Linked DNA regions of Homo sapiens: regions 1, 2, 4 and 5 are each linked to region 3. A link is an interaction called in ENCODE POLR2A ChIA-PET data of the cell type or tissue named here. Cell type or tissue: HepG2. All regions are shown on one strand. Region 1 overlaps SNX5 (sorting nexin 5). Region 2 has its middle 110 kb from the start of SNORD17. Region 3 has its middle 72 kb from the start of BANF2. Region 4 overlaps LOC105372548 (a long non-coding RNA gene). Region 5 overlaps LOC107985440 (a long non-coding RNA gene).

What was found. Peaks named below come from ENCODE experiments on the same cell type or tissue, not always from the same donor. Only the 100,000 strongest peaks of a DNase experiment are listed, where the experiment ranks them.
Region 1: POLR2A ChIA-PET joins it to region 3 with 10 read pairs; 2 of 35 experiments call an interaction of 5 or more read pairs at or near these places.
Region 2: POLR2A ChIA-PET joins it to region 3 with 61 read pairs; 3 of 35 experiments call an interaction of 5 or more read pairs at or near these places.
Region 4: POLR2A ChIA-PET joins it to region 3 with 16 read pairs; 3 of 35 experiments call an interaction of 5 or more read pairs at or near these places.
Region 5: POLR2A ChIA-PET joins it to region 3 with 10 read pairs; 5 of 35 experiments call an interaction of 5 or more read pairs at or near these places.

What each region holds. Positions count from the first base shown.
Region 1 is chr20:17,956,510-17,960,509 of GRCh38, forward strand. SNX5 (sorting nexin 5) reads right to left here. Exons shown (of 13, transcript NM_014426.4): 2 at 424-528. Among named protein-coding and RNA genes, the nearest start is that of SNORD17, 4.4 kb to the right of the region's middle. In HepG2, no CTCF peak of the experiment used is centred here; DNase peaks (open chromatin) are centred at 2,272, 2,611 and 3,302; H3K4me3 peaks cover 1,812 bases.
Region 2 is chr20:17,854,028-17,858,027 of GRCh38, forward strand. No RefSeq gene overlaps it. Among named protein-coding and RNA genes, the nearest start is that of SNORD17, 110 kb to the right of the region's middle. In HepG2, no CTCF peak of the experiment used is centred here; DNase peaks (open chromatin) are centred at 424 and 2,224; H3K4me3 peaks cover 351 bases.
Region 3 is chr20:17,769,471-17,773,470 of GRCh38, forward strand. No RefSeq gene overlaps it. Among named protein-coding and RNA genes, the nearest start is that of BANF2, 72 kb to the left of the region's middle. In HepG2, a CTCF peak has its summit at 2,500; DNase peaks (open chromatin) are centred at 2,091 and 2,828; H3K4me3 peaks cover 1,114 bases.
Region 4 is chr20:17,873,262-17,877,261 of GRCh38, forward strand. The region is part of intron 2 of LOC105372548 (a long non-coding RNA gene); the gene reads left to right. Among named protein-coding and RNA genes, the nearest start is that of SNORD17, 88 kb to the right of the region's middle. RefSeq lists an enhancer at 2,592-3,494. In HepG2, no CTCF peak of the experiment used is centred here; DNase peaks (open chromatin) are centred at 230, 920 and 2,230; H3K4me3 peaks cover 527 bases.
Region 5 is chr20:17,825,487-17,829,486 of GRCh38, forward strand. The region is part of intron 2 of LOC107985440 (a long non-coding RNA gene); the gene reads right to left. Among named protein-coding and RNA genes, the nearest start is that of BANF2, 130 kb to the left of the region's middle. In HepG2, a CTCF peak has its summit at 1,787 (motif pointing left); DNase peaks (open chromatin) are centred at 893 and 2,395.

The sequences.
Region 1 (4,000 bases), 190 kb after region 3:
CCTGAGGTCAGGAGTTTGAGCCGAGTGTGGTGGCTCAGGCCTGTAATCCCAGCTACTCTGGTGGCTGAGGCAGGAGAATTGCTTGAACCCGGGAGGCAGGGGCTGCAGTGAGCCAAGATGGTGCCACTTCATTCCAGCCTGGGCAACACAATGAGACTGTCTCCAAAAAAAAAAAAAAAAAAAAAAAAAAAAAAACAAAAAAACAATGCCCACAGCCCAGGGCTCTGCCACAGCAGAATGCTGCTGCCGCCACAATGGCACTCACCTGATGCTTACTGTGAGATAGATTAGGGAGGTTCTCACTTAATAGTGCTACCCTACGAATAGCAACTGTTTCAAGCTCAGGGAATCTCTTCTCACATCCACTGTGAATAACAAGGCTGCAACCTAGCACTGTATGTATTACCACTGCATGTTACTTACCTTTGTGTGCACTGTAAATTTGACTTTGTCTCTCTCACTGAGCGCATCAGGTATGTCAATCTGAAGCGAGGGATCAACATTCAGGTCCACAGATACAGATCTCAGCTGAAATACATTTTTTGCGTATTAGTTTCAAACTCATTTGGCCCTAAAAAATTATTCCAAAAATGAGTAGTTACTAAAAAGCAGTTTATACATAGATCATTTAGAAATGTCAGTTGAGCTGGGCGCGGCGGCTCACCCCTGTAATCCCAGCACTTTGGGAGGCCAAGGCGGGTGGTTCACAGGGTCAGGAGATGGAGACCATCCTGGCTAACATGGTGAAACCCCGTCTCTACTAAAAATACAAAAAATTAGCTAAGCGTGGTGGCGGGCACCTGTAGTCCCAGCTACTTGGGAGGCTGAGGCAGGAGAATGGCCTGAACACTGGAGGCGGAGCTTGCAGTGAGCTGAGATCACACCACTGCACTCTAGCCTGGGCGACAGAGCGAAACTGTCTCAAAAAAAAAAAAAAAGAATTAAAAATTAAAAAAAAGAAAAAGAAATGTCAGTTGAGACATTTCTAAGTTTATGTGAAACTGAGGGGAAACCCATTCTTCACATGCATTGGTATATCCGAAGTATTCCTGTAATGTAAACAACAGCTACAATAATGTCATGTACAATACATTTGGCCAAATACCTGACTGTACACTAAGGCCTGAACTAAATAGAACAAAATCTTGAATTCTTACATAAATGCCAAAGTACAATGAACATTCAAGAGGCATTAACCAGGCCACACAAATATCTGAAAGGAAAACCTGGGGAGATGGCACAGAGAACAGTCATGTGGAATAGGATCCTGGGTGGAGAGTTCAGAGTAAACCTGGGACTGTTTCAAATAGCCAAGGAATCTAGACAGGAGGGGTGAATTAGAAAAACCAACCAAGGCCTTACTTAATTAGCACAATCCCACTGTGGTTACACATGAGCAACAAGTGTGAGCATCACTCTGAATACTCAATTAACTGATTTTCTGAGCTGGAAATTGAGAGGAAAAAAACTACCTAACTCCATTTCTGCCCGTCAAAAAAAAAAAAAAAAAAAAGAGAGGAGAGAACAGTGGCAGCACTAATAGGAACTGGGCTATTAGGGAAAAGTGACTTAAATAAAAGTACATTAAAGCAGACAAGGTGGTGGTCAATCTGAAAACCTGACACACAAGGCACGAGGAACTCATAGCGTAAGCATCTCATTGCCCCATTCCTTTTACTGTAAGGAGTGCTAAAGTAAAGTTGTCATAACACTGGATTACCCAAAGCACGGAATGCCAAGTGAAGATTACAATTAAGAAGATGAGGTATTTCACTCCAAATTTCCCTTTGGGTCCCTTTCTTCAAAATAAAAAGTTCAAGACTAAAAACTTATGTACTTAACCTCTAAAACTTGAAAATCTGGTCAATCAGCTATAAAAAGACTAAATATATTCACTAAAAGCACATGGATTACTTAAGTTTCAAGTACTCCCTTTTTCCTTAAGCACTGTATATTTATAATTCTGAAAGCCAGAGGGAGCCTATTACAATGGCTTTCCTCCAAAAAATTAAGCTCAAGTAGTCACCAGAAGTTGATTTTAACATCAACTATTAGTAAGATCAAAACAGATACTTTTGAGTCCTCACATCTCAACCTAAGTATTTTTCTTCCACATGAATTCTTGATAACTCCTATGAAATATCTGCTTGTCTGGCTTAATTTTCACATGTCCATTTGTGAGATCTCTGCAAACAAAGATAAAGCTTCAAGGTCTGCGACTTCATTTGATCATAACTGACTCCAGCTTTGGCGTATTTTCTGATAAGAGCTTCCTTCCTTCTGCTAAGTTAACACTGGCAAATACAGCCTTTAAAAATACCTCAAATCATTAACTGAGATGTGATTGCAGAGGCTATACCAACGACTCTACTGATCTTAGGCTTATCTGTCAAGGTCAGGCAGGCCCAAGAACAGGAATAAACAGAGCCAGGCCTAAGAAGTAGCCATGGTCTCTGGAGGAGACATAGGACAGCTCACAGGACAGGTCTAAGGTGCCTTTCCCAGAGCTCAAAAACTGCCACATTTCCTAAGATTCCATTTCCTAAAGTCACAAACCCTGACTTCTAGCACTGCTCAAATGAATATGCTGACAGTTCCATTTTCGCTCACAAGCCCAGCAAACTCAGTGAGCCTGTGAACTCCACATGGGATACCCTTGGAATTCGAATAGGAGGACCCAAGGGGGATGTAATCAAGTAAATGGAGCTCATTTGTGCACCACAGTTAAAGCTGCAATGGATGCTACCAGCTGCTTTAGCTGCTTTTCGTTCCTCTGAATAATTATCTTCTCTTTTCGTCCCTTTCCCCATGTAGAGGTAATACCCCCGACTATACCTGTCTTCCTTTCTGGTTAGTATAGAAACATATTTTTTGTTTCAGAATGTGATGAAGACAAAAAGAAGAAAACCACTAGGTTATGAGTGACTGCAACCACAGCATATCAAACATCCGAGGTTCACTAGCAGCCATTTTGCCCAGACATTTCGCCCTAGGAAGGGATTCAAGCAAAACTCCAATCACTTGACATGACAGTCCTAACCACCAAATAAGCAAATAATGCAATGTTGTATTTGGGCCTTAAAGAACTGTCTAAAAGAGAGTATTGGCAAAACCCCTCAGCATCCAGGCCATCATTAACTCAATGTCCCCCAGGCGCAAGTTAAATGAACTTTCTCATATTATAGCATATAACCCTCCAGATGAGACAAACATGGGTAGAAACTTGTGAAATGACTAGAGCTTCTAAGTCAGCATTTGTACTCTCACTCGGGAAGCATCAAGTGTGACCAAAAGTTCAGCATTCCTTCTGCTTAGTCAACAAACCCACTCCACAGTGCTACAGAACTTGCTAAATAATTGCCAGGCTCCACTCTTCCCCTCTCACTTGCCTCTGCCTCCATCCCCCCTTAAGCTTGAAGGGCTCAGAGTACTCCTTAGCCCTGCTGGCCAACACTTGAGTCTCTGACTTAGGCCACAGATGTTACAATGCTTACAGTGGCCGTTTACAACAGTTAACAAAGCAGGCTTTAGAACCAAGTCCAGCCTTGGGCATGCCGGACCTTTACCATGCAAAGTTTTACCTCTTTTCCAGATCCCTTAGGTCACTTGTAAGAATCAAATTGAAAATATACCTACTCTCAAATAATTTAAGTTTTAAAACTGACTTCTGGCTGGGTGTGGTGGCTCACGCCTGCAATCCCAGCAATTTGGGATGCCAAGGTAGGCAGATCACTTGAGGTCAGGAGATCGAGACCAGCCTGACCAACATGGTGAAACCCCGTCTCTACTAAAAATACAAAAAGTGGCCAGGCACGGTGGCTCACGCCTGTAATCCCAGCACTTTGGGAGGTGGAGGCAGCTAGATCACAAGGTCAGGAGATCGAGAACATCTTGGCCAACACGGTGAAACCCCGTCTCTACCAAAAATACAAAAATTAGCTGGGCATGGTGGCGCACATCTGTAATCCCAGCTACTCAGGAGGCTGAGGTAGGAGAATCG
Region 2 (4,000 bases), 85 kb after region 3:
CATACCTAACTTTTCCTGAATTTTCTTGATATTTCTAGACCATGCTGCAAGCTTTTTTAAATTATCACAAATCTCCAAAAAATGTTTATTGAAAAAAATCCATGTAGAAGAGGACCTGTGCAGTTCAAACCCATGTTGTTCAAGGGTCACCTGTAGTTGCAAAGGTGATGGAAGAGCTGAAAACCTAAACGGGAGGGTAGAGCAACCCAGAAAGTAGAAACTGCTACTTCCCCAGGGCTAGAGGAACAAGGGAAGAGAGGGTATTATTAGGAGCCGAAGTTATGGAGGAGACTTGGCCACTGCTGGAGGCATCACCTGAAACAGAAAGGGCTGGAGAGAGAATATTCCTGGCTTCTCTCTTCTACCAAGCTCAATCTCCTGCCACTGCTTCCCATTGACTGAACTTGTCAGGAAGCCAGGGTGCAGGGGAGCCTGGGAAATGTAGTCCACAGAGGTCAGGGCCGTGCAACACAGCACAGCAGAGAAGGATGAGGGATGGATCTGAGGACAAACAGGAAAGTGACAGTCTCCACCGCCTGAGCTGTGTGATGGGGATGAGAAGGGCCCTGTGCCTACCTGAAGGCAGAAGATTGTCTCAGCTGACAGCTTTGCGTCTTTTCTGATTCCTACAGAAATGGAGAGCATGAGCAGCAAGGGAGAAGTCTTTGTCACCCTATCCCCAACAGGAGGGGACTGTGGGAGAATGATCTTAGGTGGGGAGATGACCTGTGGTCTGGGGAACCAGGATGGCTGGGTTCTTGAGAGGCCCTGCCAGCCAGAGCTGGAGATCAATCCCCGCATTAGCAAGAGCAAACATCCAGCACTGTGGGGAAGTCACTATAGTAGCTGCCATAGATGAAGCATCCACTGGTCCAGGAACTAACCTTCATGCTTTAGGTGGATTATTTCATGTAATCCTTTTTTATTTTATTTATTTATTTATTTATTTGAGATGGAGTCTCGCTGTTTCTCCCAGGCTGGAGTGCAGTGGCGCCATCTTGGCTCACTGCAAGCTCCTCCTCCCACGTTCACACCATTCTCCTGCCTCAGCCTGGCAAGTAGCTGGGACTACAGGCGCCCGCCACCATGCCCGGCTAATTTTTTGTATTTTTAGTAGAGACGGGGTTTCACCATGTTAGCCAGGATGGTCTCGATCTCCTGACCTCGTGATCCACCTGCCTTGGCCTCCCAAAGTGCTGGGATTACAGGTGTGAGCCACCATGCCTGGCCTCATGTAATCCTTTTGATAACCCTTTGAGATAAGCACCAAGGGTGTTCCATAAAACCTAAAAAAAATTATAGCCAAAAAAAAAAGATTGTTCCAGTACACATATAACTGAACAAAAAAGTCCTGAAACTGAAAAATGAAAAATCCCAGAAGGTCTGAGTGTAGTGTGGCTGCTTGAGGCCAAATTAGACCTTCTGGTCAACATGATTTCCTGTAAGTGAATAGATAAAAATAAGCTTCTGTATATGTTCTATGTATTGAATCATACAGTATCACTATATATGTTTTTTCATTCAATATTTCTTACAATCCAGCATTGTAAAAGTTTCACATGACATGACACTTTAGAGGAAGAAATGGAAAATCAGGCTGGATGTGGTGCCTCACACTTGTAATCCCAGCAATTTGGGAGGCCAAGGCCAGAGGATCTGTTGAGCCCAGGAGTTCAAGACCAGCCTGGGCAACATGGTGAAACCCCATTTCTACAAATAATAAAAAAAAATTATCCAAGCATGGTGGTGCATGCCTGTAGTCCCAACTACTCCAGAGGCTGAGGTGGGAGGGTCACTTGAGCCCAGGAAGTTGAGGATGTAATGAGCCGAGATCATGCCACTGCACTCCAGCCTGGGTGACAGAGTGAGACCCTGTTGAAAGAAAGAGAGAAAGAGAGAAAAGAAAGAAAGAAAAGAAAAAGAGAGAAAGAAAGAAAGAAAGAGAGAGAGAGGGAGACAGAGAGGGAGGGAGGGAGGGAGGGAGGGAGGGAGGGAGGGAGGGAGGGAGGGACAGAAAGAAATGGAAGATCAGAGAAGTGGAATAACCTCCTAGGATCACACAGCTTGTGAATGAGAGGCACTGAGTTGCTCAGTGATGGAGTGTCTAATGTTGGGTGTGTATGTACTGACTGTGTCCCAAGGCCAATTATAACTTGGGGAAGGCACCACTACCTCCCTGTCATACAATGGGTACATTGTCTGTCAATGGCACGTGGTTGTACACACCTCCAGGGGTAAACAATCAAAAGTCAGGAGCCTCTCCAGCTCTCCCTCATAAAAATACTGTATCCTCTAGGGAGTGGGGTTCTCTAGTCCAGCCCCATGTGATATGCAGTCCCAGTGGGGCCGGGAGATTTGCCCAAGGTCACACAGCTGGTTAGAGGGGAACCACACACCACCACGTCCTGCAGCTGCAAATCTGTTTCATGGCCTGCTTCCTCTCTTCTTCCCTAGAATGCCTTTTTTTTCTACCACAGAGTTTCTACAGTTCAAACCTGGAGGGCAGGTTGGGTTTTGTTTTGTTTTTCACACACTCCTTCACAGATTACAGGAGAGATTTTACTCTTGAACTGAAAGTAGAAAATTATTGTTAGCTTTAACACACAGCTCTTTCTCTCTTCCCCAACCCAGATACATTAGGATCCTCTTGTCCTATCAAAAAAAAAATAGTAATAATAATAATAATAATAATAATAATAATTCTATGGGGCAGAAAAGAGAAGAATTTGTGAGTTTCCCATTCCTGGCTGGACATTTCCCACAAATGGCAGTTAAGTCTTCATTGACTAATAGGAAAAGAGCAGCTCCAGCCGCATGACTTCACGGCACAGGCAAAGTCAAAGGCAAGGAGAGCTCACCTTAACTCTGGTGTATAGACACAGACTCCATGCCTCTTGTCCAACTCTTCCATCAGGGAGCCAGAACGTCCACATCTTCCAGGTTCCTGTAGGCTGTGTTTAGGGAGAGATGTAAGACTCTACTGGAACTTACGTGCTGGGAGGGCCAATGGTGCTGACACTTGGTCTTCTTGCTCTTGGCTGATGGATAGCAGGGAATATGAAGCTATCTATATCTCACTCAGATAGAGATGGACATTCCAGTCAAAAGCTAAGCTACTTCTGAATGCAAAGATGGTGTATCAGCTTTTGCTGCATAACAAACCACTCCAAAATGTAGTGGTTAAAATAACTATTGTTTATTTAGCTCATGAGTCCTCATATTAGCCATTTGGGTTGTGCTTAGCTGGGCTCATTCCTATGTCTTTGGTCAGCTGCTGGGTTTGCTGGGCCTGTCTGATCTGGGATGGCTCAGCTGAGACAGTATGCCTCTGCTCCACGTGGTCTCTCATCCTCAGCAGCATAGCCTGAGCTTTATGCACAGTAGCCTGGGCTTTATCCATGGTAACCAACAGGCTCCCAAGACAAGAGCAGCAGTACTCAGGGCCTCTTGAGGCCCAGGCTTGGAACTGTCATAAGGTGACTCCCAACATATTCCAATGGCTAAGTCAAGTCAAAAGGCCATCCCTGATTCAAGGACTGGAAATCAGCCCCAGAAGCTACAAAGTCACATTGGAAAGGGGCATAGATTTAGGGAGGGGGAAGGATTGTCACCATGTTTGCAAATGATCTTCCCCTATATCCATTTAAAATTCTTCTAGGAACAAAGTAGGGGTTTCAGGAAAAAAAAAAGTGTTGAATCAAATAATACACCCAAGTAAGAGTTTGTGGCACCAGCCTGTTGCACGCCTACTAAATGCAAGCCTTAAGCCTCTGCAGTGGGTAGACCCTAAGCAGTAGCAAGCTGGAGCCTGCTAGCACTGACTCATGAAAGCCAACTGTTAAATGCTCAGGAATTTTTTGAGCCAGTTGTTAAACCATCATAGCTTGAAACTGACCATGGTGGGAGCGTTTACACCATGGGAATTGGCTAGCACTACAAATCAGGGTGCTTTTTCTCCTGGAGAGCTGGTTTACCCACACACCATCCCCGTTAAGCTGAA
Region 3 (4,000 bases):
GACATGAGCTGGCTCCAGCACAACACAGCCTTCAAGTACATTTTGTTTCCCATGTGACTCTAGAACCACATCAGAATTTTCTTCAAGGTTGTTTTACCAACAGTCACTCAAGAACACTTGCTGACAATCCAAGACAGAGACCTAAATTCTCTTCTAGAACTTAGAGCCACTTCTAAAATCAAGATTAATGCTACTTTAGGCTCTAGAGTGAAATGTGCATGAAGAGATGTCACCTGACAGTGTAAAATTTATTCCCAGGTATTGCCTGCCTTCAGCACGCCACTCGGTTCCGCTCTTATTCTGTTGTGCACATTCAATCCACTCATTGACAATAACAACTTTCAAAGCTTTCCCTCAAAATTTTATTACATAAAATGTTTGGCATTTATAAAAATAGTATATGACTAGGCCAGGCATGGTGGCTCAGGCCTGTAATCCCAGCACTTTGTGACACTGACGTGGGTGGATGACTTGAGGTCAGGAGTTTGAGATCAGCCTGGCTAACATGGCAAAATCTTGTCTCTATAAAAAATATAAAAATTAGCCAGGCATGGTGGCCCACGCCTGTAATCCCAGCTACTCAGGAGGCTGAGGCACAAGAATTGCTTGAACCCAGGAGGCGGAGGTTGCACCGAGCCGAGGTTGTGCCACTACACTCTAGCCTGGGCGACAGAGTGACACTCCATCTCAAAAAATAAAATAAAATAAAATAAAAAATAGTATATGACTATTGTGACCCAATTTAATTCTTATCAATCCATGACCAATCTTTCCGTATCTATACTTGACCCACTTTTCACCTCCTATATTACCTTGAAACAAATCCCAAACATCATTTCATCTGTAAAGATTTCACTAAAAAGCAATAATATTTTAATCTGGAAAACTCATATAAACTGAGGTATTTTGCAACTTTTCAGTATAATAAAAAAAGAAAAAAGTAAGCTGAGGTATAATCAACTGAGGAGGAGTAAATTGTCAGCTCTCTCTGACTTCATGGAATTTTTATTTTTATTTTTGAGACAGAGTCTCACTCTGTCACCTAGGCTGGAATGCAGTGGCGTGATTTCTGCTCACTCCAACCTCTGCCTCCTGGTTTCAAGCAACTCTTATGCCTCAGTCTCCCGAGTAGCTGGGATTACAAGCGTGCACCACCACACCTAGTTAATTTTTTTGTATCTTTAGTAGATAAGAGACTTTGACATGTTGGCTAGGCTAGTCTCGAACTCCTGGCCTCAAGCGATCTGCCTGCCTTGGCCAAGGCAGGAGGATTGCTTGATTGAGTCCAGGAATTAGAGACCAGCCTGGGCAACATACGGAGACCCCATCTCAAAAAAAAATTTAAAAATTAGCTGGGTGTGGTGGTGTATGCCTGTGGTCCCAGCTACTTAGGAGGCTGAGGCAGGAGGATCGCTTGGGCCCAGGAAGTTGAGGCTGCGGTGAGCCATGACCACACCACTGCACTCCAGCCTGGGCAACAGAGTGAGACCTTGTCTCAAAATAAAGAAAAAAAAAGGAAAAGAAAATTGGGGATCATTTGCCAACATTTAGCAATTGGGAGATTTTTCTATAAAAATCCTATGGAGGCCAACCCAACAGCTTCTCTCCCCAGCTTTAAGCAGGGCTGATTGGAGACTCAACCCCCTACTCCCTCCCAAGACACCTCTGGCCAATGAGGAATGGATGTTGGTGGGATAAATACTCCAGCTTCCTTGCCCCTCAGGTGGGCTGCTGTGAAGCATGTCCCTGCCATCTCCCAAGGCCCCTACAGTGTTGAGTTCTGCTTGTCCACGGTGCTAACTACCCATCAATACTCTGAACAGGTTTGTCTCCCTTCCCCGCTCCCCAGGGGGGCTTCCAGAAATGCGTTTCCAAACAATCTTCTGAACTCCATCTTTCTCTACTTCTGGGAGAATTCAACCCAAGATCTGGTCCACCAGCTCTCAGCCCAAGTCCTCCCAGTTACCAGCTCTACCCCCGGCGGGGCATGTTCATCCGGAGTGCTGCTGTGACCCAGTCATTGTGCAAGGGCGCCGTGCTGCAAAGATCAAAGAAGCCTCTGCATTCTGGAAAATATTGGGTCAAATAGCATGTCATTTTAGAAAAGCTCTCAAGTATGGCATTTCCTGAGCACTGCAATTACAGCCTCTTTCTATGTTGGCTTTAAATGCCCGTGTAAGCAGCTATTTACTCTCTGGCTCGGGGCACCACTAAAGGGCTCTTGCTCGCTCTAAATATATCATGACAAACTCATAACCCTCAGGCTGCCCGAATGTACATTTGTGAGAGTCGGCCACCGTGCTTGTGGTTGAGTGCGTCCACATACAACCGTGCCCTGAGTGCAGTTCAAAGCTAAGCAGAGCCTCTTCCCTACTTTCCCCTTCGCCGCTCCCCTCCCCAGGAGAAGCCATGAGGAATTTCTCTGAAGAGAAAAAAGCGACAGGACTTTGAGATTCACTGTTAGACTGGCTCCAAGGGCAGGAGCTTCCTAGAGTTTAACAATAGGCCTGGCACTTAAAATATGTGCCAATAAATATTTGTCAAATTCTGAACCACGTTGGTGGCTTGCTTTCCCTCCCTCCCTTCCTCCTCCCTTTTCTTTCTTTTTTTTTCTTTCCCTTCCTTCCTTCTTTTTCTCTTTCTTCCTTCCTGTCTTTCTTCCCTTCTCTTTGCCTTCCCTCCTTCCTTCCTTTCTTTCCCTCCTTTCAAAAGTATACACATGTCATTGCTTGTAATAGACAAAAAACTGGATTCAACCTTCGTGCCGATGGACAATAGCAGGTTAAGTCCTGTACATCCACCTAATGGAATATTCTGTGGCCTTTTCAAAGAGAGCTCTTTATGCTCTGAGGTGGAGGTGCCTCCCAGACATATTGTTAAGTGAAAGAAGTCACATGCTGAAGAGCATGTATGGTGTGTTATCACCTGTGAAAAAAGAAAAAAATGCTTATAAATGCATGAAATACCTCAGGAAAGCTAAAAAAGAAACTAACAAAGGTTGCTTCTGGAGAGGAGAAGTGGAATGTAGGGGTTCGAGGTGAGAAAGAAACCTCACTTTGTGTATTTTATTGATTGTATGTATGTATTTTTCAAATGCAATATCAATAAAAAGAAAGATAAAAGAGCCTGCTTTCCAGTCTGAATGCACTCCCTGGGGTGTGCATTTTCACAGTGGGTTTTGGAATCCTGTGTGCGCCCCCAGCAAAGTGCCTGCCTCAGAATACATAACAGATAGGTCCGTCTTGAGGGAAGCAGGTGGAGTTCTCACCAGTGGTTCCCATCTACCAAAGTCAGGCTGGCAACTTGACCTTCTTTAGGCAGAAACATCACAAATTAGAAGAAAGCATTCTCACAAGAGCACAGTGGACACACTTCATTCACTCTGGACGCATCTGCTGAGCACCGACTGTTTGCCGCACAGTGTTCCAGGCTCTGGGGTATGGCAGAGCAAGACGGATAATAACCCTGCCCTTCCTGCCTTCTAGCTTGCCTTCTAGCTGGAGGAGGAGGGGGCAATCAACAAGTTAAGTAAATAGATGGAGGCCGGGCACGGTGGCTCACGCCTGTAATCCCAGCACTTTGGGAGGCCAAGGCAGGTGGATGTCTTGAGCCCAGGAGTTCAAGACCGGCCTGGGCAACATGGCAAAACCCCATCTCTACAAAAAATACAAAACATAGCTGGGCGTGATGGTGGGCACCTGTAGTCCTAGCCACTCAGGAGGCTGAGGTGGGAGGATCACCTGAGCCTGGGAGGTCCAGGCTGCAGTGAGCCATGATCATGCCACTGCATGCCAGCCTGGGTGACAGAGTGAGACCCTGTCTCAAGTAAATAAATAAATAAGTAGATGGAGTATGTTAAATCTAGGTAAGGGCTCAGGAGGGGAAACAGCAGGAAAAGTGAATACGAAGTGCTGGGGGTGGGGGCAAGGCTGTGACTTCAAGGTGGTCAGCGGAATCCTCACAGAGAAGGTCAAGGCCTGAGGAGGGGAGGCAGTGGCTC
Region 4 (4,000 bases), 100 kb after region 3:
GCGGGAGGATCACGTGGGCCCAGAAGTTCAAGACTAGCCTGGATAACAAAGTGAAACCTCATTTCTACAAAAAATTTAAAAATTAGCCAGGTGTGGTGGCACACGCCTATAATCCCAGCTACTCCGGAGGCTGAAGCTGGAATATCGCCTGAGCCCACAAGTTCAAGGCTGCAGTGAACTATGATCATGCCACTGCGCTCCAGCCTGAGTGACAGAGCAAGACCCTGTCACTAAAAAAGTTGGGGAGGGGGGTCAAGCCCTCTGCTGAGCTAGTAATAGTGGGACTGAGGTTCAAGCCCATGGCTGATTCCAGATCCTGTTTACAGAGCCGTTATGTGACGTAACTAAAGTGTTGATTATGCATCGACTAGGCACACCATGCAAGGTGCTGCGGATGCTGCTGTCACCAACACACCCAGTCCTGGCCCACAGGGGGCTGCCACCCCAGCCCCCAGTGCTCTCCCTGGATCCTGAATCCTAGCTATCCCTTCAGAGCCACCCCTCTGGCTTCCAAGCACCTGCACTACCCACTCCCACCCCTCCCTGGAAGGGATGGCGCAGCCTGGGAGCCAGCTGCTCTGGGGGGCTCAGACCTGTGGGCTGGATTGTCCATGTGTCAGGGAAGGAAAGGGAAGCCCATGGCAGGAGGGACACCCTCTTATGGGTGGTAGCAACTCCATGGAGCCCAGGCTGCATCGTTCACTGAGGCTGCTAATGTTTGAACCTATCTTTGAATAAGATCCACCCTCTTGCACTGGCAAGTCCAAGCTGTAGTAAACCCTGAGGGAGACCCACAGTCCAGCTGCAAGGCCCTGCCCCACTCTTGGCCGCTGGCAGAAGCTCCAGGCTTGCCGAGGGGTGCCACGTAGCAGAGGCAGTCTCCGCCTCTAGCCCATCCCACTCCTTCATCTGCTTCTCGTTAGCTTCAAAAGTAAGGCCTGGCGCTGTGCCCTGGGCAGGAGGGAGAGCTTGGTGTGGCCGCTCAGAGCTTCACCTCCCTTGCCTGGGGTTTCTCTTCTCCTGCCCCATCCATCGTCAGCACAGCTGACTGCTTCTGGGGCTCCTCTGTCTACCTTCCCCACGTTCCAGCACCCCCCTTCCCCTGCCCCTCTGTAGCAACCGCCTCCCTGCAAAGCCCCACCCACCCACACACTCATACACACACCCCTCTCACTCCCCTGGCACTCAGTCCCTCCAAGCTTCCTTCCTTATCCCTTTAGAGCCCTGCAGCCCTCAGGCAGTGTAGCCCAGAGGTTCAAGGGCATTCGCTCTGGTATCAGAAGGGTCTGGGTTCAAATCCCTTGTGCACTGCTTGCTGGCTGTGTGACTTTGGGCAAGTTGCCTAATCTCTCTGGTCCTCAGTTTTTGCATCTGTAAAATGGGGATGATATTAACAGTACCTACTTCATAGGGTTATCTTGAGGATTAAATAAAATAGTACAAGTAAAGGTCCCAGCATAAAATCAGGGCTGATCCACCTTAGGTATAAAAAGGATAAATTAGGACTTGGAATCTTACTCTTCCTAAGGAGACCTGCAGTTGGCTAAAGGAGGACCTGCCTTCAGGGACAGAAATTCAGGTTTTGTTTTAGAATAGGCCTGAGGGAGTAGGAAGCTGGAGGAACCTGTCTCTATATTCTGGATACCTCAAAGACAGTTAAATTCTGCCGTGGTGAGCATTTATTGAGCACTATCTGTGTGCCAGGCACTGTGTGGGGAAACCACAATCCCTGCAGATCAAGGAGCTCAGATTCTAGTGCCAGAAAAAAATGTAAAGAGAAAGGGCCACCATGCCACCCACTGAAGACGGCAAGGGAAGAGGCCAGAAAGTGCTACGAACAAGGAGGAAACAGCTCCAAGTTGTTGGGCAGTCGGGCGCTGGGTCTCAAAGGAGGGCCACTTGCATGGACAGAAGGTACCCCTCTTACTGAGCACTGGGGGCCTGGTGGGTCCCCTGTGCTCTCCAGGAGAAGCAGGCAGAATTCCTAAGCCCCGTTAGGCCAATGAGGAAGTTGAGGCACCGAGAGTAAGGGGCATCTGCTTCCCCACCAGCTGACTTCTATTCTAGAAAGGAATGTTCTGCACAACCCCAAACCGTCAGCTCTTTCTGCTTGCAAACTTGGCAGGAGTTTGCAGGGAACACAAAGAAGAGAGGGGGAGGAGCAAGGTGGATCAGCCGGGCTGGCTTGCCCAGGGCCTGGCACAGAGGATGGACTTTGTCCCACGTGGGTGAGGGGCGTTCACACACAGGCGTCCACACCCCCACGTTGCTCCACCAGGCAGAAGGCCAGATTTTGTCCTTGTAATTCCCAGAACTGCCCTGAAACAGGACTGCTCACTACTGTGCATGGTTTAAAATGCAGTGGGGGGTTTTGGGGAGTTTTTTCGTTTGTTTTGATACGGGGTCTCACTCTGTCACCCAGGCTGGAGTACAGTGGCATGATCATGGCTCACCACAGCCTCAACCTCCCGGGCTCAGGTGATCCTCCCATCTCAGCATCCCGAGTAGCTGAGACTATAGGCACTTGCCACCATGCCAGGCTGATTTTTTCCATGTTTTTTGTAAAGACAGGGTTTTACCATATTGCCCAGGCTGATCCACCCACCTTAGCCTCCCAAAGTTCTGAGATTACAGGCATGAACCACGGTACCTGGCCAAACATGCAGTAGTTTTAAAAGAAGCCTGCTCAGGGAGAGGAGAAATGAGTCCTGTCAGATCTGCTCCCCCTGGAGAATGGCTTCCTCACCAGCCCAGCCCCTGTCTGTGCCCAGGGGGAAGCAGGCATGAGGAGGACCAAGGGGGCACTGCCATGTACTGGCCCCGAGTAAGCCAGGCAGGCCCTCTGCTGGGATCCTCACAGATGTCAGTCTCCTCGATCCTTAAAATCAGAGCTCTGGAGTCAGTCTCTTGACAGCAAGCCAAGTGGAACGCCTGTGTCTGAGCAGTAGGGCAGAGACCCCGCTCTGCCTGAGCAGCGGAGACATCTCAGATCTCGCGGTTGCAGAGGATCTGCTTCCCCCTCAGATGCCTGCAGGGGGAAAGAAGCGGAGGCAGGGGGAAAGAAGCGGAGGCAGGGGGTTGTCCTGGCTCACTCTGAGCCCGCCTGGCCTGGGTAGCAGGAACAGGAACTCCATAGTGGGGACGAGGTTAGAGAGGAGGTGCTAGCCGGCTGCAGCCCCTCACAGGCAGGGCAGCCAGTTACATCTGAATTACAGATAAACCAGAAATACTTGTAGTTTAAGCATGGCCCAAGGACTAGGGCAGTGGCAGTGGGGGTAAAGAAGGGGAGAGGTTTAAGATTGTATTTGAAGGAACTGAAATCAGGATCTTGAAGAGATGATATCTGCGCACCCAGGTTCATTGCGGTGTTACTCACAAATGGCCAAGATCTGGAAACAACCTAAATGTCCGTCAGTGGAAAAATGGATAAAGAAATTGTAGTATACACCTATGAGGGAATATTATTCGACATTTAAAAAGAAGGAAATCCAGGGCCAGGGTGGTTGGTCACACCTGTAATCCCAGCACTTTGGGAGGCCAAGGCAGGAGAATCAATCACTTGAAACCAGAAGTTTGAGACCAGCCTGGGCAACAAAGCAAGATCCTGTCTCTACAAAAAATTTAAAAATTAGCCGGGTATCATGGCGCATGCCTGTAGTTTGAACTGCTCAAGAGGATGAGGCAGGAGGATCACTTGAGCCCAGGAGCTGGAGGCTGCCCTGAGCTATGACAGCACTGTTGCATTCCAGCCTGGGCAACAGAGCGAGACCCGGTATCTAAAAAAGAGAAAGAAAGAAGAAAGGAGGGAAGGAAGGAAGGGAGAGAGGGATCAATCCTGCCATTTGTGACAACATGGATGGACCTGGAGGACATGATGAGATCCTGAAGTAACTCAGACAGAGAAAATCAAATACTGCTCTTTCTCTCTTATACATGGAACGGAAAACAGCCAAACTCATAGAAGCAGAAAGTAGAATGATGATTGCCAGGGACTGGGAAG
Region 5 (4,000 bases), 56 kb after region 3:
TCCCATACAGCACCCGAGCTTGACCCCTCTGGGAGTGTCTGATGAAAGCTCTGGACTCTCCCCAGGAAATGGATCATAAATACACACACACAATTTTACACTTAATTTTAAGGAATTCATGGCTGCTCTCCCAGGAAGCCCAGGCACCCGAGATTAAACACCACAGTGCTATGAAGTGGTAGAAGCAGAGGCACAAAACACGAGTGATTGAAGAAGGGAAGAGAAAAGCAGAAAGAAAGGGAGGGGCACTGATGTCCTCATCTTACAGAGCTGGGAATCAGCGACTGCTGTCAGAAGAGGAAATGCTCATGCAGGAGTCAAAAATAGTCATGAAAGTTCAGACATTGGGAGTAGTGAGCTAAATGCTCATCTTAGGTATTGGGGAGTGAATAGCTGTTGTCTAAAGATGGTAACTGAGGAACGGAGGTATAAGTATGTGATTTGGAGTGTGGAGAAAATCCATAAACAGCAACTGGCAAAAGATGCTGTCTTGGGGGAGTAGGACTGGGAGTGAACAGGGGCAAGTACAGCAGGAGAGACACGATTGCTTTTCATTGTAAGCCTTTCTGATGTAACTGAGTTGTTGCCACTATATAACACACACACACACACACGCACACACATATGTGTCTGTGTGTGTATATATATAACTTTGATAAGTATAATTTTTGTAAAGAAACCTTTCCCTATTAGGATCTTCCAGCACGTCTAACCTCACAAGGCCTCAGAGCCAGTTCAACACACATACCCTTCCAGCAGACTGGCCTGTGCCCACCTGCAGAGCAGAAGTGGCCCTGCTTCAGCCACCTATTTCTGAGTCACAAAATACTCTGAAACTTGGTGACTCAAAACGACAAAAATGTATCATTTCTCTCCATTCTGTGGGTTGACCGGGTGTTTCCTTTGCTTTGCCTAGTGTTAGCTGGGACCCTGGGATGGCTGGAAGGTTACAGAATTGCCTCACTCACATGGCTCCACCGGGCTACTGGCTGGGGATCTGCGGAGCTGTTGACTGGCAGCCTTGGTTCCTCTGTGTGGGCCTCTCCACTTGGCTGCCTGGGCTTCCTCACAGAATGGCAGTGAGGGTCCAAGAAGGAGCCATTAAAGAAGTAAAGGCAGAAGCTGAAAATGACTGAAACCATTATACTTATATAGCATCACTTGCACTGCATTCTACTCATTAAAAGAAGTCAAAGGTCACCTCAGGTCCAAGAGCAGGGAATTAGATTCAATCTCTGAATGATAGCAGTGGCAGAAACAGGAATGCTTCATGGCAGAGGGAAAATACTCCACAGGATGCTCCCATTGCTCCAACAATTCTGCCACCAGCCACACCTCCACGGACTGCCTGCTGGAGACTTCCCATCCAAACTTGTGCTTCTGCACACGTCCCAGCCCTCTCAGATGCATCCTCTCTCTCAGTCTTCTCTGTCCCGTGCAACCCATGGTTCTAGATTGACATGGTCACCTTGGCTTTCGGTGTTTTTATTGTTATCTTAACCTTCATCAGATTTTATTATTTATTTATTTTTTTAAATTTATAATCATCTTCTTGGAGAATGATTCACCAAATTTTAAAATCCCAGACAATATAAACTAAGTCTTCCAAAATACTCTGTATATCCTACTGAACATCATTTCCATCCCTCCCACTGAGAATTATAGTGAACAGATGCAATCAATGTTTAAATTATGTATCTATGAATATGTAATTTATATATCCATACTTACAAGGCTGCCACATTGCATAACTCCAGGGAGGCACTTTTATGTTATAGGCTATGCAAATGGTGTCCCCTGGAGGTATGCAGTACGCAGCTCATACAACTGAACATGGCCTTCCTGGATATGGGTGCTTGGTAAGAGCATATCTTTTATTCGACCTCTCTAGTGCATACTCATTTTAGGGCAGTGGCTCTCAATCTGCACATTATAATCACCTGGGCAGGCCACACTGCCAAGCACTAAAATCTGAATCACCTCGCGGTGGGACCCAGGCATTGGCGTATTTAAAGTTCCCTAGGTGATTTTAACATGTAGTCAAGGTTTAGAACCAGTACTCTCAGGGGATGCGTACAGAATCCTTGAAAAGGGTTTTGTCTTTGGTAAAAGTGTAAAAATAATTGGCATTCATGTATAGAAAAAAAATAGAAAGTTGCAGGAAACTCTAAAAAACAAAATAAAACAAAACCAGTTCCATGCACTGAAGAAAATCCCTGTTGGGGTTTTTCTTTCTTTTCTCCATGAATATCCTTTGCCCCCTGCAGTCACACAGTGCAGAAAGCTTTGCTGGGCTTCACCCTGCCTCTCACTTCAGGTGGAAGGTGGAGAGGGATCATGGGGCTGTTGTTGGTGAACTTTGCTTTTCCCTCTGGCCTTAGGCCAAAAATGTGAGACTTTTTTGTTTGCAGAGATTGTCCTGTTCATCCCTTAAACAACCTTTCCTGGCCCAACGGACACTGTAGGACTTAGCTGGGTCAATGTCATGGTCTATACCTTCTGTGGCCTAAGCTGGCTCCAGACATTGGAGAGAGAATTGTATTAGCCTTGCTGGGCCTCGGCCCTGCCTTCTCCATGGGACATCTCCAGTGCAGGACCCTGGCTGATGGCCAGGCCTCTGCACATCCATTCTGTCATTATCCGGAGCAACCGCCCGCACCTCAGCCCCAAGTCTCCCACCTCATTTTGTTGGGTCCCTTGTTCCTGACCGGATACCTAGTCTGGTTCTCCTCTTCCTCTCCTAGGAACTTGCTTGCTCCTTTGGGAACTCTGAGCCTCAGACCTGGCAGAGCAGGAGTGTTACCCACTGGCAACATCCAGCTGGCCCCATCGCTGACCACCTACGACCTTTGGGACGTTTGGCTCCTTATCTTGACCCTGGGCTTGACCTGCTATTGCTGCACCATCAGAGAGAACCTTCCTCAGCAGCCAGCCCCGGAGTTCCTCTACTCCCACCTCCACCCTGGCTCTGGCCCCGCCTTCTGTGATGTGAGGGATTCATGAGTGCATTTGCTCTCTCCACAAATGTTTACTGACAGCCAATTATGCACCAGGCACGGCGCTTGGTGCCCACATTAGAAGAGGTTCCTCCCTCCTGGAGCAGACAGCGAATACACTGTCCCTGAGAGGGGTGTTACCAGGTGATAGGACCCTGCCTGGGATTTGGCGACCACTTCCCAGAGGAAAAGGGGCTGGGAGCCAAGACATGCAGGATGATGAGTAGCTGATGGGGTAAGGGAGCAAAAGCCTTCCAGAGAGAGGGAATGGCACATCCAAGGGTCTGTGCGGAGGCTGGAGGGAGGCCATCGTGGTGGGGTCTCTCCAAGCCAGAGAGTAGAACCAGGTGAGGCTGTGAGGTGGGCCGGGCCAGAGCACTAGATCCTGTGGGCCAAGCAAGATCTTAGTTGGCCTTCCAAGACCCTTCCACGGTTTCTAGGCAAGAGAGTGACACAATCAGACACACCCACTGATCAAACTATCCAGCTACAGATGCAGGAGACACCATTAAACACTCCCCTTGTATCATCTGTGGAAGGAGACAGACACTGGGAATGTGATTTGCCTGCCAGGATGGGAACTGGGTCACCCACTGAGGGGCAAGAGAAGAAGAAAGACTCCAGTGTGTGTATGTTCGTACACCTTCTTTGCCAGGCATGGTGGCTCACTTCTGTAATTCCACTGCTTTGGGAGGCTGAGATGGGAGGATTGCTTGAGGCCAGGAGTTCAAAACTAGCCTGGGCAACATAGTGAGACCCCACCTCTAAAAAAATAGAAAACAATTAGCTGAGTGCATTGGCACACATCTGTAGTCCTAGGTACTCAGGAGGCTGAAGTAAGAGGATCACTTGAGCCCAGGAGTTCAAGGCTGCAGTGAACTATGATTGAGCCACTGCACTCCAGCCTAGAGGACAGAGTGAGACCCATCTCTAAAAAGGACACACATGCACACAAATAGAATAAAAATTATGATTAATCTTGTCCCTTCAAAAAAGCTTGACTT